Linked DNA regions of Homo sapiens: region 2 is linked to region 1. The links are chromatin loops, found by intact Hi-C in ENCODE. Cell type or tissue: spleen. All regions are shown on one strand. Links, peaks and the distances in the headings refer to the core of each region. The heading gives the core; the rest is flanking DNA. Region 1 overlaps LINC01983 (long intergenic non-protein coding RNA 1983). Region 2 has its middle 71 kb from the start of TFRC.

What was found. Peaks named below come from ENCODE experiments on the same cell type or tissue, not always from the same donor. Only the 100,000 strongest peaks of a DNase experiment are listed, where the experiment ranks them.
Region 2: a loop joins it to region 1, with 2.8 times the contacts of the local background. A loop is called at or near these places in 14 of 110 quality-filtered maps.

What each region holds. Positions count from the first base shown.
Region 1 is chr3:195,846,980-195,855,779 of GRCh38, forward strand. All of the region lies in intron 1 of LINC01983 (long intergenic non-protein coding RNA 1983), which reads right to left. LOC107984010 (a long non-coding RNA gene) reads right to left here and starts at 131. Exons shown (of 2, transcript XR_924880.3): 1 at 58-131. RefSeq lists an enhancer at 3,844-4,344. In spleen, for the core only: CTCF peaks have their summits at 4,098 (motif pointing left) and 4,310; a DNase peak (open chromatin) is centred at 4,072; H3K4me3 peaks cover 399 bases; H3K27me3 peaks cover 1,274 bases.
Region 2 is chr3:196,008,047-196,013,719 of GRCh38, forward strand. No RefSeq gene overlaps it. Among named protein-coding and RNA genes, the nearest start is that of TFRC, 71 kb to the right of the region's middle. In spleen, for the core only: no CTCF peak of the experiment used is centred there; DNase peaks (open chromatin) are centred at 955 and 1,145; H3K27me3 peaks cover 1,559 bases.

The sequences.
Region 1 (8,800 bases), core at 2,957-5,456:
ACCAAGATCACCAAGATCAGACAAGGGGGCCGGGTGCGGTGGCTCATGAGTACTTACCGTGTACCTGTTACTTGCCAGGCTGTGGGTACAGGAGATAAACCTGGTCTCTGCCCTCATGGAGCTTCCTGTCTAGTGGGAAATCTTTCCCCAGCTGTCTGGTGTCCACTCCCTCTGCCTGCCCACTTCTGACCCTTGCCCTCTTCCTCCCCCGCCCTGGGCCTCGCTCCTCTCTTGGCACCTATGGGCAGAGAAAGAGGTTGCCCAGGTTATCAGCCACACCCCTTTGGGCTCCGTTTCCATTTCGGAGTGTGGCCTGGTCTCTGCTCTCCCCAGGGAGGTTTTGTGCATTAGTCACTCGGCTTGCGGAACATGGGTCAGCAGAGATGATGGGGTCACCAGGAGGACAAGGCTGCAGAGCAAGGACTTGCCCCAGAGTCTCACCGCCTCTGGGCCCCTCTGGAATGACCACGGCCAAGCCTGTCCTGGGGAGAAAAGAAGGCACAGGCCGGTGATGGGTCTAGCTGGGGCTGGCGCTAGGTGCGGGGCCCCACCGGTGACATGCCTGATCTGTCCACACGCCCGGAGGAGGGCAGTCCCGGCTGTCCTGGGCTGGCCTGCGCTGCCCCCTTCCCTCCTTTCCAGCCTGTCACAAACCCTGGCACTTCCTGCTTGGTGCCTCGGTTCAGGCCTGGGTCTTGCTCCCTGGGACCAAGGAGGGGCTTCCTCCCTGATCACCCCCGCCCCGGACACCACACCTTCGGTTCACCCTGTGCCCACCTCTGCAGACTCCCAGGAGCAGCCCTGCACAGCGCCTCCCCCACCTCCAAGCCGGACCAGGCCACACCCTCCCCAGTGCTTCTCCTGCTCATCCATGGACAACGCTACAGGCCACCGAGTTGGCCCCCACACCCTTCCTGGGGGTGGGGGTATCTTTATGAAAATGGAGGGGAAATAGAGATGCTCTCAGCATAACAGTGCACCAGAGTCGTGAGGCCACCAATGATGGCAAAAGAAAGGTGCGCTGGTTTTGTGGCTGTGCCTTTCCGAGGGCCATTTTCTTTCACCCTCTCCCCTCCTCCATGGCTCCTAAAGTCTTCTCGTCTGCTCCAGGAAGAGGAAGATTGGACGGAGCCAAGGTCCTGGGTGGATAGAAGGGCCTCCAGGACCCCCTGGATGTGGAGGAGGGAGGGAAAAGCTAGGGTAGAGCAGAAAGAATCCCCAGTGTCCCCATCCTGGGCGAAGGCGGCTCTGAACATGTAAATATTTGATGGATTTACAAGAAAGATTTCCTTCTGGAATAGACTGTATCTTTACACTCTTTCAGATAACATGGGAATAGTTGAAGAGTCCTAATGTTACAAGGAAGGGGTCTCGATCTAGATCCCAAGAGAGGGTTCTTGGATCTTGTGCAAGAAATAATTCAGGGTGTGTCTGTAAAGTGAAAGCAAGTTTATTTTTTTGTTTGTTTGTTTTTATTTCGAGACAGAGTCGCTCTGTCACCCAGGCTGGAGTGCAGTGGCATGATCTCGGTTCACTGCAACCTCCGGCTCCCAGGTTCAAGCCATTCACCTGCCTCAGCCTCCCGAGTAGCTGGGATTACAGGCGCCCGCACCACGCCTGGCTAATTTTTGTATTTTTAGTAGAGACAGGGTTTCACCATGTTGGCCAGGCTGGTCTCGAACTCTTGACCTCATGATCCACCACCCGCCCCAGCCCCTGGCCTCTCAAAGTGCTGGGATGACAGGCGTGAGCCACCATGCCCGGCCCGAAAGCAAGTTTATTAAGAAAGTAGAGGAATAAAAGAACAGCTGCACCACAGATGGAGGCCTGAGGGCTGCTTTGCCCATTTTTATGGCTCTCTCTTGCTGATATGCTAAACAAGGGGTGGATTATCCATGCCTCCCCTTGCTAGACCATGTAGGGGAACTTCCTGATGTTGCCATGGCATTTGTAAACTGTCATGGTGCTGGTGGGCGTGTAGCCATGAGGACGCCCAGAGGTCACTCTCATGGCCATCTTGGTTTTGGTGGGATTGAGCCGGTTTCTTTACTGCACCCTGTTTTATCAGCAAGGTCTTTATGACCTGTATCTTGTGCCAACCTCCTATCTCATCCTGTGACTTAGAATGCCTTCACCATCTGGGAATGCAGCCCAGTAGGTTTCGGCCTCATGTTACCCAGCTCCCATTCAAGATGCAGTCGCTCTGGTTCACACGCCTCTGACACGAATAACAACAGCTAAGGATGATCGAGTCTCTACCGCATGCCAAGCACTTAGCATTGTGACCACTCTTTGTGGCAAATTCTTTTGATGTCTATGATACGGAAGAGAAAACCAAGGCTCGAGAAGGGTGAGAAAGTTGTTCGCGATCCTACACCCAGGCGGGAGTGGGGTATGCCCAGGCGGTCTTGACGAAAGCCCACGTTCCTAGCCATGACACTGGTGAGGTGGCCACGAAGAGGAAGGGACCTCCCATCACTCCGAGGCCCAGCTGCAGCCCTTGGAAGGCTGCACACCTGAGCGTGGTGTGCGCTGAGGCCGGGCCTCCCGGGGCAGCCCCAGGCAGCGGCTGGCTGCGGCAGGGGTGGGAGGGCAGGGGTAGGAAGGCACACGGCGGGTCTGGGGCGCTCCCTCCCTCGTTCCTTCACGCAGGTGCAGACTTGCATGGCCGTCTGAAGGCTCTCCCAGCTCCTCTGGCTGCCTCCTTATTTTCTCTCACACAGTCACCTCCCCTAATAGAACCCTGGGGAGTTTAATCCCCATCTCACGACTGCTTCCCGGAGGAGCCGGACGCACACTTGGCTGTGGATTTGTTCTCCAGCCACGCTCAGCTCCAGCCGGGACCGACGCGCTGAAGCCGCAGGGCCGGGTGCCGCCGGCAGGGGGCGCGCGCAGACAGGGAGGCCCCACCCCGGCCCGCGGAGGACGCGCTCCCCTCCCAGCGCAGCCCCGGCCTCAGCGCCTCGGTCCGCTCCGCCTGCACCTGCCAAGCCCGGCGTGCTGCAAAGCCTCGCTCAAGCTCACGTTAATTCCAAGTGAAGCTCAGGGGCTCTCAGTCCTGGGTGCTCATGACAACTCCGTGGAGAGCTTTTTAAAACTTATGGGCCACCGCCTGGCTCGGTGGCTCACGCCTGTAATCCTAGCACTTTGGGAGGCTGAGGCAGGTGGATCACCTGAGGTCAGGAGTTCGAGACCCGCCTGGCCAACATGGCAAAACCCCCGTCTCTACTAAAAATACGAAAAGTAGCCAGGTGTGGTGGCAGGCACCTGTAATCCCAGCTACTGGGGAGGCTGAGGCAGGAGAATCACTTGAACTTGGGAGGCGCAGGTTGCAGTGGAGCTGAGATCGTGCCATTTCACTCAGCCTGGGCAACAAAGCAAGACTCCGTCTCAAAAATAAAAATAAAAAATAGGCCAGCCACGGTGGCACATACCTGTAATCCCAGCACTTTGGGAGGCCGAAATGGGCGGATCACGAGGTCAGGAGTTCGAGACCAGCCTGGCCAACATAGTGAAACTACTCTATTAAAAAATGCAAAAAATTAGCCGGGTGTGGTGGCAGGCGCCTGTAATCCTAGCTACTCAGGAGGCTGAGGCAGGAGAATCACTTGAACCGCGGGAGACAGAGGTTGCAGTGAGCTGAGATTGCACCATTGCACTCCAGTCCGAGCAATAGTGCGAGATTCCATCTAGAAAATATAAATAAATAAAAATAAAAATAAATAAATAAATAAATAAACCTGGCCACGGCCTAGGGACCGTGCAACTCTTGATCACCTACAAACACCTGGAAAGCACACGTTGTGGCAAACATGGGCTTTGGTGACAGGAAGACCTGGGTCCAGATCTTGCTTGCTACCTGCTTACTAGCTGTGTGACCCTGGACAAACTGCTGAACTTCTCTGAACTTGGTTTTCTTAGCTAAAGAGAGAGAATATAAGACTTCTTATGCTTGTCAGGAGGATTCGTGTAATACCATGTCAAGTTCCAAGCACAGGGTTCTCTCTGGTGGACCAGTCGTTCTCAGCGAGGACAGTGATGACCCCTAGTGGACAGTGTGGGAAGTTCTGGGAGTGTTTCAACGAGGACAGTGATGTCCCCTAGTGGACAGTGTGGGAAGCTCTGGGGGTGTTTTCAGTTGTCACCGAGCCAAGGGCTACCGGCGCGAAGGGCCCGGCCTCCTGCAATGCGTGGGGCAGTGATGCGCCATGAGGAAATGTCACGGATCCTACGTGACAAAATAGTCTTGCGAACAATTTTAAGACAAACTGAATTTTCCGGGAATGCAACTACTGTGTAAGTTGAGAAAGTTTCATAACGTGTTTTGTTCGGCACTTTACCAACAGTTGTTCACCGACGTGGAAATCTTATCACTGGCGGCACCTGCCGCGTGTGGTATCTGAGTGGCCGTGACTCGTGCGTCCGCCCTCGTGTGTCACACAGTCACTTAGGCACAAGCATCTGACCCTTGTAACATCTTAGAGAAACGCTTCTCACGCGCCAGTGCACACAAATGCCTGCGGAACTTGTCAAAGTGCAGTCTCCTGTCCAGTTGGTCTGAGGGGGGACCTGAGAAACTCATGCTATGAGGTCCTAGTGTAGTCACGCCTAAGTGTGTGTGCAGAGAACACATTTATTATAAACTACGCTTCTCTTATCTCTCCTTTTTTTTTCTTTTTTTTGAGTCTTGCTCTGCCACCCAGGCTGGAGTGCAATGGAGTGATCTCGGTTCACTGCAACCTCTGCCTCCCAGGTTCAAGTGATTCTCCAGCCTCCCAAGTAGCTGGGATTACAGGCATGCGCCATCATGCTGGGCTAATTTTTGTATTTTTAGTAGAGACGAGGTTTCACCATGTCAGCCAGACTGGTCTCAAACGCCTGACCTCAAGTGATGTGCCCGCCTCAGCCTCCCAAAGTGCTGGGATTACAGGCGTGAGCCACGACACCCAGCCTCTTATCTCTTGTACAACACTTAGGGCATCATCTTGGGTCGAGTTCCCCAGGAAACACTCTGAGAGGGAGATTTGTGTGCCTGTGAGGGGCAGATAATACAGGATCGGGCAGAGGGAGAAGTGGAGCTGTGATATAGTCATAGCAGAGGATGCAGCTGGTCCCTCAGGGCTTAGGCCTGGGGTGGCCTTCAGAGATGTCCCAAATTGATGCCGGAGTGGAGACTCGACCGGTCACTGGATGTGTGCTTCCCCTCCCCCCAGGGACAAAAATGTGGCTCTCTTGGGCCTCAGCTGTGAGCTGTGAGCAGCCGACACTCCTGCAGCTGGAGGAAGGGTCTTGGTCCTGGATGACTGGTGTGGGTGGCAAACCCCAAATCTGCGATCAACAGTACGCTGATGTTTAAACATGGTATGTGGACAGATTACATTACCTTTGGAATTTAATTTCAGTATAGTAAGGCAAACCCCGAATCTGTGACTGACAGTAGGCTGATGTTTAAACACGGTATGTGGACAGATTATATTACCTTTGGAATTTCATTTCAGTAAAGTAAAGGTGTTGCAAAATATTTGTCCTAGAAAGGGAACACTGAGTTTCGTAGGTTTACAGCCTCTGTACAGGGTAAATGGCAGAGGCTCCTATTACCAGAAATGATAGTTCACCAAGCTCAGCAAATACCTACTGAGTGCCTACCATGTGCCAGGCGCTGTTTTAGGCACTTGGAGATACATCGATGAACAAAGCAATGAAGGCCTGTCCTCACTGGAGCTTACATTCCAGCAGGTGACAAGGGGTTACAGGCTGTGATCACAGTTTTCAGTTTCAGGCCCACATCTGCCCTCTGGATGACCCACAAGGCATCCCATAGTTGGCATCAGTCAATGGGTACCTAGTTTACAGCAAACCCACCACAACAGCTGGACAGGCACAGAGAACTCTTCTCTCTGACCAGAGGATCTGTGCTTCCAAAAGTATGGAGGAAATTCCCATTGGCTTTTTTTTCTCGTTCCATCTTCTCTTTGTTTGGCCGCAGAGGCAGCTGCAGTCTCAGGAAGTGTGTGGTGAAGCAGGGAAGCTAAAGCCCAGGCCTTCAAGCCAAAGAGCCAGAAAGGGTGGGGGAATAAGGGTGGGGTGGGGTGGCCCCAAAGCCAGAAAGTGTCACAGAGACTGAAGAGAAGGAGGTGCTCAGGGCAGGAATCCCATAAAGCTGGATCCAAGCTCCTGGGCCCATCCCTCGACGGCACAGGCATGGACCGTAAATATCCCTCGACGGCGCAGGCGCGGGCCGTAAGTATCCCTCGACGGCGCAGGCGCGGACCGTAAATTGCACACCGAAGGCCCTGAGAACTGAACCGTGGGTAGATTATCACCCCGGTCCCAGACTGGCCACTGGTTTGTGCACGTGTGGGGCAGATCCCAACCACAAAATACAGAGACTTGAAAACTGACATTGGAGCTGCCCTCGCTGGAACTTGGGGTCTCAGCCTAAGTCAACTACCTGCTAAAACCAACCTGCTGACAAACAAAAATAACATTCTCTGCAGGCTTTAAACAAGACCCAGAATCTCATAACTTCATCTTCACAGAGTCTAAGATACAATCCAAAACTACTCAACGTACAAAGAACCACAGAACTCTCACATCTCACAAGGAGAAAGACAAGCAACTGAGGCCAATCCCAAGATGAGGCAGGTGTTGGAATATCACAGACGTTAAGCAGCTGTTATAACCATGCTCCAAGGAGTAAGAACAAACACTACTGAAGTGAACAAAAAGATACATCATCTTGGCAGATACATGAAATATTAAAAAGAAATATGAAAATTTTAGAACTGAAAAATACAACAACCCAAATAGAAAATTCGCCTGAGAGGCACAAGATGAGAATGGGCCACAGGCCATGGACCTCCACAGGCAGCCCCGAGGCCTCCTCGGGTTTGGAGGACGTGGGTGGAGGGCACTGAGACCAGCACCAAAACAAGTGGCTTTGGTCCCAGAACCCTTGATGCTGCTGCCACTCAGGCCACCCATGTCCAAATCTGCCCAGTCCTGCCTGGCTCACAGTCTGGCTGTGCCTGCCTCCCCTCACCTCCACCCCTGCCCCACAACCATTACGCATTTCCTCAACTGCCTCCTCTATGAGCCCCTCCCACCCAGATGCAAGCTCCCACCGGGAGGGGACTGGTGGTTTCTCTCTTACTGTCATCACGACGCTCTGCATACAGCAAGAGGCACAAGAGGAGGTCTGGCAAAAGGAGGACGCACCTCCAACTTGGTCTGCAGGGAAGAAGCAAAAGTGAACAGGAAATAAGGTCTCGCAGCTGGAAGTTCTGACGCTTTGAATTCCTCACAATTTCTCAACCCCATTTCAAGACGAGGAAACTGATGCCATTGAGAGATTAAAAGGCTAGAATGGGCGGGCGCGGCGGCTCACGCCTGGAATCCCAGCACTTTGGGAGGCCGAGGCGGGTGGGTCACTTGAGGTCAGGAGTTTAAGAACAGCCTGGCCAACATGGAGAAACCCCGTCTCTACTAAAAATACAAAATTAGCCGGGCGTGGTGGCATATCCCTGTAATCCCAGCTACTTGGGAGGCTGAGGCAGGAGAATCGCCTGAACCCGGGAGGCAGAGGTTGCCGTGAGCTGAGATCGTGCCATTGCACTCCAGCCTGGGCAACAAGAGTGAAACTCCATCTCAAAAAATAAAATAAAATAAAATAAAAGGCTAGAATGAAGTTGCACACAAGTAGCAGAGCTGGGGCCCAACCCAGGGCCTTTAGCAAGGGAAGATGACAGAGCAAAGAAAAGAGGCACAGACAGCAGAGGCAGCTCTGGGAAGGGCCAAAGCATCAGCCTCCGCCGTCGGCCTTCTCCTTCCTGGGACAGAACGCCAGAGCTGGGAGGGGCCCGATCTCCTCCTTTACGGTCTGTGAAACTCAGGCCCAGGGAAAACAGGGGCCTGCCTAAGGTCACACAACCAGTGGCAGAAATACCTGCTTTCCTGAACTGTCTATATTTAAGTAAAACTAAGTACAATAAGGCTTTTAGAAGCTTCATCAGGATTTCATTTTTACCAAAATATGTACAGTGTAAGAAGAAAGTTCTTGAGCCAGGTGCAGTGGTGCATGCCTGTAGATCCAGTTACTCAAGAATAGCAACACCCTATCAGAAAGATAGGGAGGGAGGGAGGAAGGGAGGGAGGGAGGGAGGGAGGAAGGGAGGGAGGGAGGGAGGAGTGTAGAGGTGTGCTTAACAAATCTTTTGCTCAAATAGCATAATGGGCCCAGGCGCAGTGGTTCACACCTGCAATCCCAGCACTTTGGGAGGCTGAGACCGGTGGATCACTTGAGGTCAGGAGTTCGAGACCAGCCTGGCCAACATAGTGAAACCCTGTCTCTACTAAAAATACAAAAATTAGCCAGGCGTGGTGGCACATGCCTGTAATCCCACCTATTCAGGAGGCTGAGGCAGGAGAATCACTTGAACCCAGGAGGCAGAGGCTGCAGTGGGCCGAGATCGCACCACTGCACTCCAGTCTGGGCAAGAGAGTAAGATTCTGTATCAAAAAAAAAAAATAGCATAATGGCCAACTGTGATTTTTTCAAGGAATGCACCAGAGTAAATGCTAAGCACTGAGAGGGGATGATTCAATAGTAATAGACTTAGCACAGTTAGGTTTCTTTGGCAATAAGAATAATAGAAGAAAAATGGGAACTATCTCTATAACCAGCCAAACGGGAATGACAGAGTATTTTGGCACATGTGCTCAATATTTACAAATCTATAATAAAGTGAGCACGTTAAAAAACATACACACAACAGGAGAGAAGCCCCAAGCTGTGCAACAG
Region 2 (5,673 bases), core at 97-2,596, 160 kb after region 1:
GGCATTGTACTGGCACCCGAGAACCAGCACTCATGTATGTAGCACTTTCAGAAATTAGTTATATTTATGCATGGTCATGGTCATACTCATAAATCTAATTGGACTTCTTTTTTAAGAAAGTGAAACAAAGCCTGAATTCTCCATTGTCGTGTCGGCCTCAGTTCCCGGAGCTGTCCTGTAAGTTCCTTGAAAACAGGTGCACCCAACCTGTACGTGGGACCTCTCAACAGCTGCCTCATAGCCTGGGCCCTGGACAGCTCTGAAGTCAGAGGAGTGGGGCTTCAGTAGGTTGCGCTGGGGTTAAATCCTGGCCATTACCCACAAGGAAAGACCAATGCAGCAGAACCGTCCCTGAAGCAGCGAAACGTGGTCAGGAGCCGTCCGTCAGTGAGAGCCATCCCTTTGGAAGTTCTTCACAGGACGATACGTCTTAGAATTTTTAACACATAGTGATGTGCCACGAGGTGGCTTTCCCGCCTCATTCCTACTGACATACGTTTATATTCAAAGTAGAAACAGAAATCGTCTTCTACATAACAAAGTCCTGAAAATCGTCACAGCTCTTAAGCCACGTGGTTCCTCAGCACCACCTGAGCTGACCCGTCCCAGCTCGTGATCACACAGACAAAGACATAACTGTAGAAGCGTCGGTATTTCATATGTATCAAATTTCATTTTTAAAAGACATTTTTAGGGGACAGAAATGTTATAGAACAACTTTTAACGTTCCACAAAAGTATAAATAGTAGAAAAGGAAACTAGTGCGTGTGAACTAGGACTCCATGAAAAGTACCCAGTAGTTGAAGCTCCACGACTCCATGGACAGAAGTTTGCATAAATATTTAAGCGATGTTAGTTCCTGAACATATAAGCAAGCCGTGGCAGGTCTGTGGCCAGAGCCCTCTGGAGTCCTTGCTGGGAAGGCGCAGCTCAGGGGGCTCCTGTTACTGGTTGAGGAGGGGAGACATGCCACTCACCTCTCCCAGGGAGCCCCCGGCCACGGACTCTGGCAAGAACAATGGGGCAGAACATAAGGAGCAGTGGCCAGGCAGCAGGTGCACCTGCGTCCCCTCCCGCATCCCCCCTGCATCCCCTGCCCGCATCGAGGCAGCAGGGTCCACAAGCTCTCAGGGGCCACGTGCAGGACACTCCAGGAAGGACCACACAGCCTGAGCTGGGGGCCACAGAGAGAGGACTTAAGGGGAAGGGCAGACACCCCACCCCTCCCCACACCCTGCCCCCTGCCCTCTGCCCCCTGCCCCCGGCAATCACCTGGGTCTGTGGCAGCAGCTGTGGGGACAATGGCAGAGGGCAGGACCCAGCCCCGTGGGGGAACTTCCTCTCCATGTGGGGCTCCAGCAGGATGGGGCCAGACCCACTGCTTCTTTCTCCCACGTCTTCCCAGCCCTTGGCCCAGGCCTGCCACAGCCATGGGAGTGCACAGCTCAGCAGGTAACTAAATCCCCGGCTTTCTAGCTAGAGAATGAAAATGAGGGTTCCCAGGGAGAAAGGACATTTTAGGGAGATTCGGGAGAGGGAGAGTCTTGGTAAGTGGCGTGTGGCCTCCTGGGCTGCCCTGAGCTGTTCACATGTGGATTTGAGCTCATGGGCAGACCTCAGCCTAGACCCTGGCGGTGCACACACTGGGCACATGCAAACAGCATTGAAGGCTTTGAGAAAGGAACTGGCTGGGGAAACCCAGACCACAAAATGTTAGTTGAAACTTACAGCCTGAATTTAATCGGGTTAATGCTCACTAAAACAAACCAATACAAAATCAACATTCTTCATTGGAGTGAAATAAGATGCAGAGTCTCCTAACGTAATATTCATGGTGTCCAGAATGCAATTCAACCTTACTAGGATATGAAGAACCAGGAAAATGGCAACTCACGCAGGAACCAGCCAGCCCATGCCCGTACCAAGATGACTGAGATGTTGTGATCCGCTGGCAAAAAACATGAAAATAGCTGTGATAAAACCACTGCAGCCCTAGTCACAAACACTCTTGAAACAAATGAGAAAGGAGAAAATCTCAGGAAGGAACTAGAAGATGTAAATATAAACCAAATGGACATCTTAGAATGGAGGGGCAATAAGTTCTTTTTGAAAAAAACCTCACTGGATGGGATTATAGAAGACAGTAAAGAAATATCAGAATGGAACAAAGAGTCTGTGGATTTGAATATAGGTTAATGGAAATTATCCAATCTTAACAACAGAGAAAAACATGAGAAAGGAATGTTTTAAATGAGAATATCTTCTCGTGGAGACTCAGTGCGCAGACCTAGCTTGTAACTCTCCTGCCACTGGAGGGGCAGGTGAAGGAGACCTACATGAAGATGGATTCACAAATTCCAACTAGCAAATATGGGTTCCAGGCAAAGTGTGAAAAGTTAACTATGTACATTTTATTTCCTAGACAGTGATGCACTGTGTAAAATTAAATCACCCCAAATATAATGATAGAGATAGAATGAAAATCAAAAGGCAAAAAGTGAAGCAAACACCATGCAAACCCTCATCGAAGACAGTGGGATAAGCCACGTTAGTATCAGGCAAAGTAGGCTTTGAAGCAAACAAAATCACCAGGGATAAAGAGAAGAAAAAAATAATGACAAAAGGGTCAAGAAAACAACAATCCTAAATGTGAATTCACCAAATGCCAGAACTCTAAAATACTTGAAACAAAAATTTAAAAACCCAAAAAGAGAAATAGACGAAGTCCACAGTGAGGTGGTAACACTGCTCTATTAATAAAGATTATACTAAAAAGATAGAAAGTTCTCAATAATGTAGGTTTCGACTTTTTAAAAGGTAGAAAAAGGAAACCAAAATGAATCAAAACCAAGCAGGAGGAGGGAAATAATAAAGGTAAGATCAAAAAACAACAAAATTATTTTAAAATACAATAGAAAAATGAATGACACCAAACCTAATTCTTTGATTAAATTTGAATAAAATTGGTGAACTTCTAACAATACCATTGAATAAAAAAGGAAAGGAGGGAGACACAGTTTACCAACATTGAAAAAGAAAAATGGGTCATCATTATAGACACTGCAGACACTAAGGGATAAACAGGGAATAATATGACAACTCCATACACATGAACTCAACACTCAGGTAAAATGGACGGATTCTTCAGAAAACACAAACTCACCCCATGTGAAAGCAATACCCTCAGAGGGTTATTTGTATTCCCAAACCTTTTAACAAAGAAATCTCCAGGCCCATTTTTTTGGCTAAGAAATTCTAATAAATATTTCACAAAGAAATGCCATCAGTTCTACATAATGTCTTCAAAAAACAGAAGAGGAGGACTCCCCAAATTATTTAATGAGGGCAAGTCATCAGGATACCAAATGCAGACAAAGAGCATTCAAATAAAGAAAGCTACAGATCAATACTCTTCATGAATATAGACATAACAGTCCTCATTAAAATGTTACCAAATTAAATCTGGCAATAAACAAAAAGAGTAAAGAATACCATGCTAGAGTCCAAGTGGTGCTATTTACTCCAGGAATACAAGGGTGGTTTGATAGCTTAAAAAGTAAAATCAACTAATGCAATACATCATATTAACAGTTTAAAGAATAAAAATGACATGATAATATCAATTGATGCCAAAAGGCAGTTGACAAAGCAATATCAATTTATGATAAAAACTCAGCCACAAAGATAAGAGGAGAACTTCTCCAACCTGAACAGGGCATCAGCAGAAGGTCTATGGCTGGCATCACACTCAACAGTGAGGGACTCATGCTTTCTCAGTGAGATCAGGCAGAAGATAGGAATGCCCAGATTTTCTAATCCTATTGGACATCACACTTAAAATCCCAGTCAGTACAAGGCAAGAAAAAGAAATAAAATGCATATTGATTGGAGAGAAAACAGCAGTGTCCTTAGTTGTAGATGACATGATTTTACACACAGAAAATCCCAAGAAACACAAAAACAAAATAAATAAATAACTCTCAGAAATAATGAATGAATTTAGCAAAGTAGAATTTATGATCAACAAATCATATTTCTACATTTACATAGAAAGCCAATCATATTTTTCCATAATAGCAATGTATAATTGGAGACTCAATTTTTTAAAAAATGCCTTTGTATAACAGGTCCAAACAATGAAACATTTAGGTATGAATCTTTCCAAACATGTACAGGATCTCCAAGTTACTACAAAAGACCTATGAAGACAATTTTTGCATATATGTATGTATGTATAAATAAATGGAGAAACAACATGTTCATAGATTGAAAGACCCAACATGGTAAATACATCAGCTCTCCCCAAATTGATCTGTAGTTTAATGCAATTCCAATTAAAATCCCACAAAAATGTTTAAACCGAGCTGATTCTAAACTTTATATGGAAAGGCAAAAGACAGAGAATATGCAACTTGATACTGAAGAAGAACAAAGTTGGAGAAAACATAAAATTAAAACTACTTTATTTTAAGACTTACTATAAATCTGCAGTCATCAAGACGGTGGCATTTGCAGAGTAGCAAACGTATAGATCCTTGAAACAGAATACAGTGTCCAGAACACAAACATGCCAAATATGCAAAAGGAGTCATGGAGGGAAGGAGTCTTTCCAACAAACGGTTATGAATCATGTTGACGGGCATGTGCAAATATCTGCAATCTAAACCTCACATCTTATGAATACTTAACTGAAATTAATCACAGATCTAAAATGAAAACTACAAAAGTGTAAACATTTTAGAAGAAAACATAAGGAGAACTCTTCATGACCTATTATTAGGCAAAGAGTTTACTATAATCAGGTTAAAAAATTGATGTACTCCACAAAATGTTTAAAATTAAACTTTGTACTAAACGATATCTCAATTCAATTGCACCCTGGTAAAAAGCCAAGTCTACCTGGACATCTCAGAATCCTCTGCACCAATGTGGAAGGATGCTGGCTTCCCACACCTGCTGTAGTCAGTTACCAGAAACCCAGGGGCTTAAAGCAATCGAAGTTTCTTCTCTCACAGCTCTGGAGGCATGAAGTCCAAAACCAAGGTATGGGCAGGGCCTGCTCCAGTCAAGGCCTCTCAGGTCTGTGGGGTGTGGCGGGCGGAGGAGGCACCTCTGGGACGGTTGCCACATCAGTCACAGCAGAAGCACCCGTGCTTCCCCCAGCATCTTGAAGAAAGCTGAGGAGGAGCAGTCAGCAGCTGTGCCCTGTCTGTTTTAGCAGGAGCCTGAATAAAGGCACAGGTGGCTGCAGCTGCGTCCAATGCCACCAAATGGGGCCTTTGTGAGCCATGGACATACCGAAGGACCTCAGCATCTTCAAAGCCCTCAGACGTGGCAGAAAACCAGTTGGGAGGAATATTTGCTCCCGCACCGACGCGCAAACAGCCTGACGTGTGTGAATACAGAGACCGGGGGGTTCCTTCCGAAGGCTGTTTAAATTCCCATCGTGTTTTCAATGGGCATTCATTTAGCAGTCTTGGCTTTATGAATCATAAAAATAAATGCTCTGTTTGTTTTTGTCCCTCAAACGCACTCAGTTAACCTGCTCCTGTCCCCAGAAGGCGATTAACAAACACTTAAACTGCTGGTCAGCTTGGTCATTACTCCAACCCTGCATGACGATGGAACCATCAACACAACTTACTTTGATATTTTTTCCTCCCCAAGCACCAG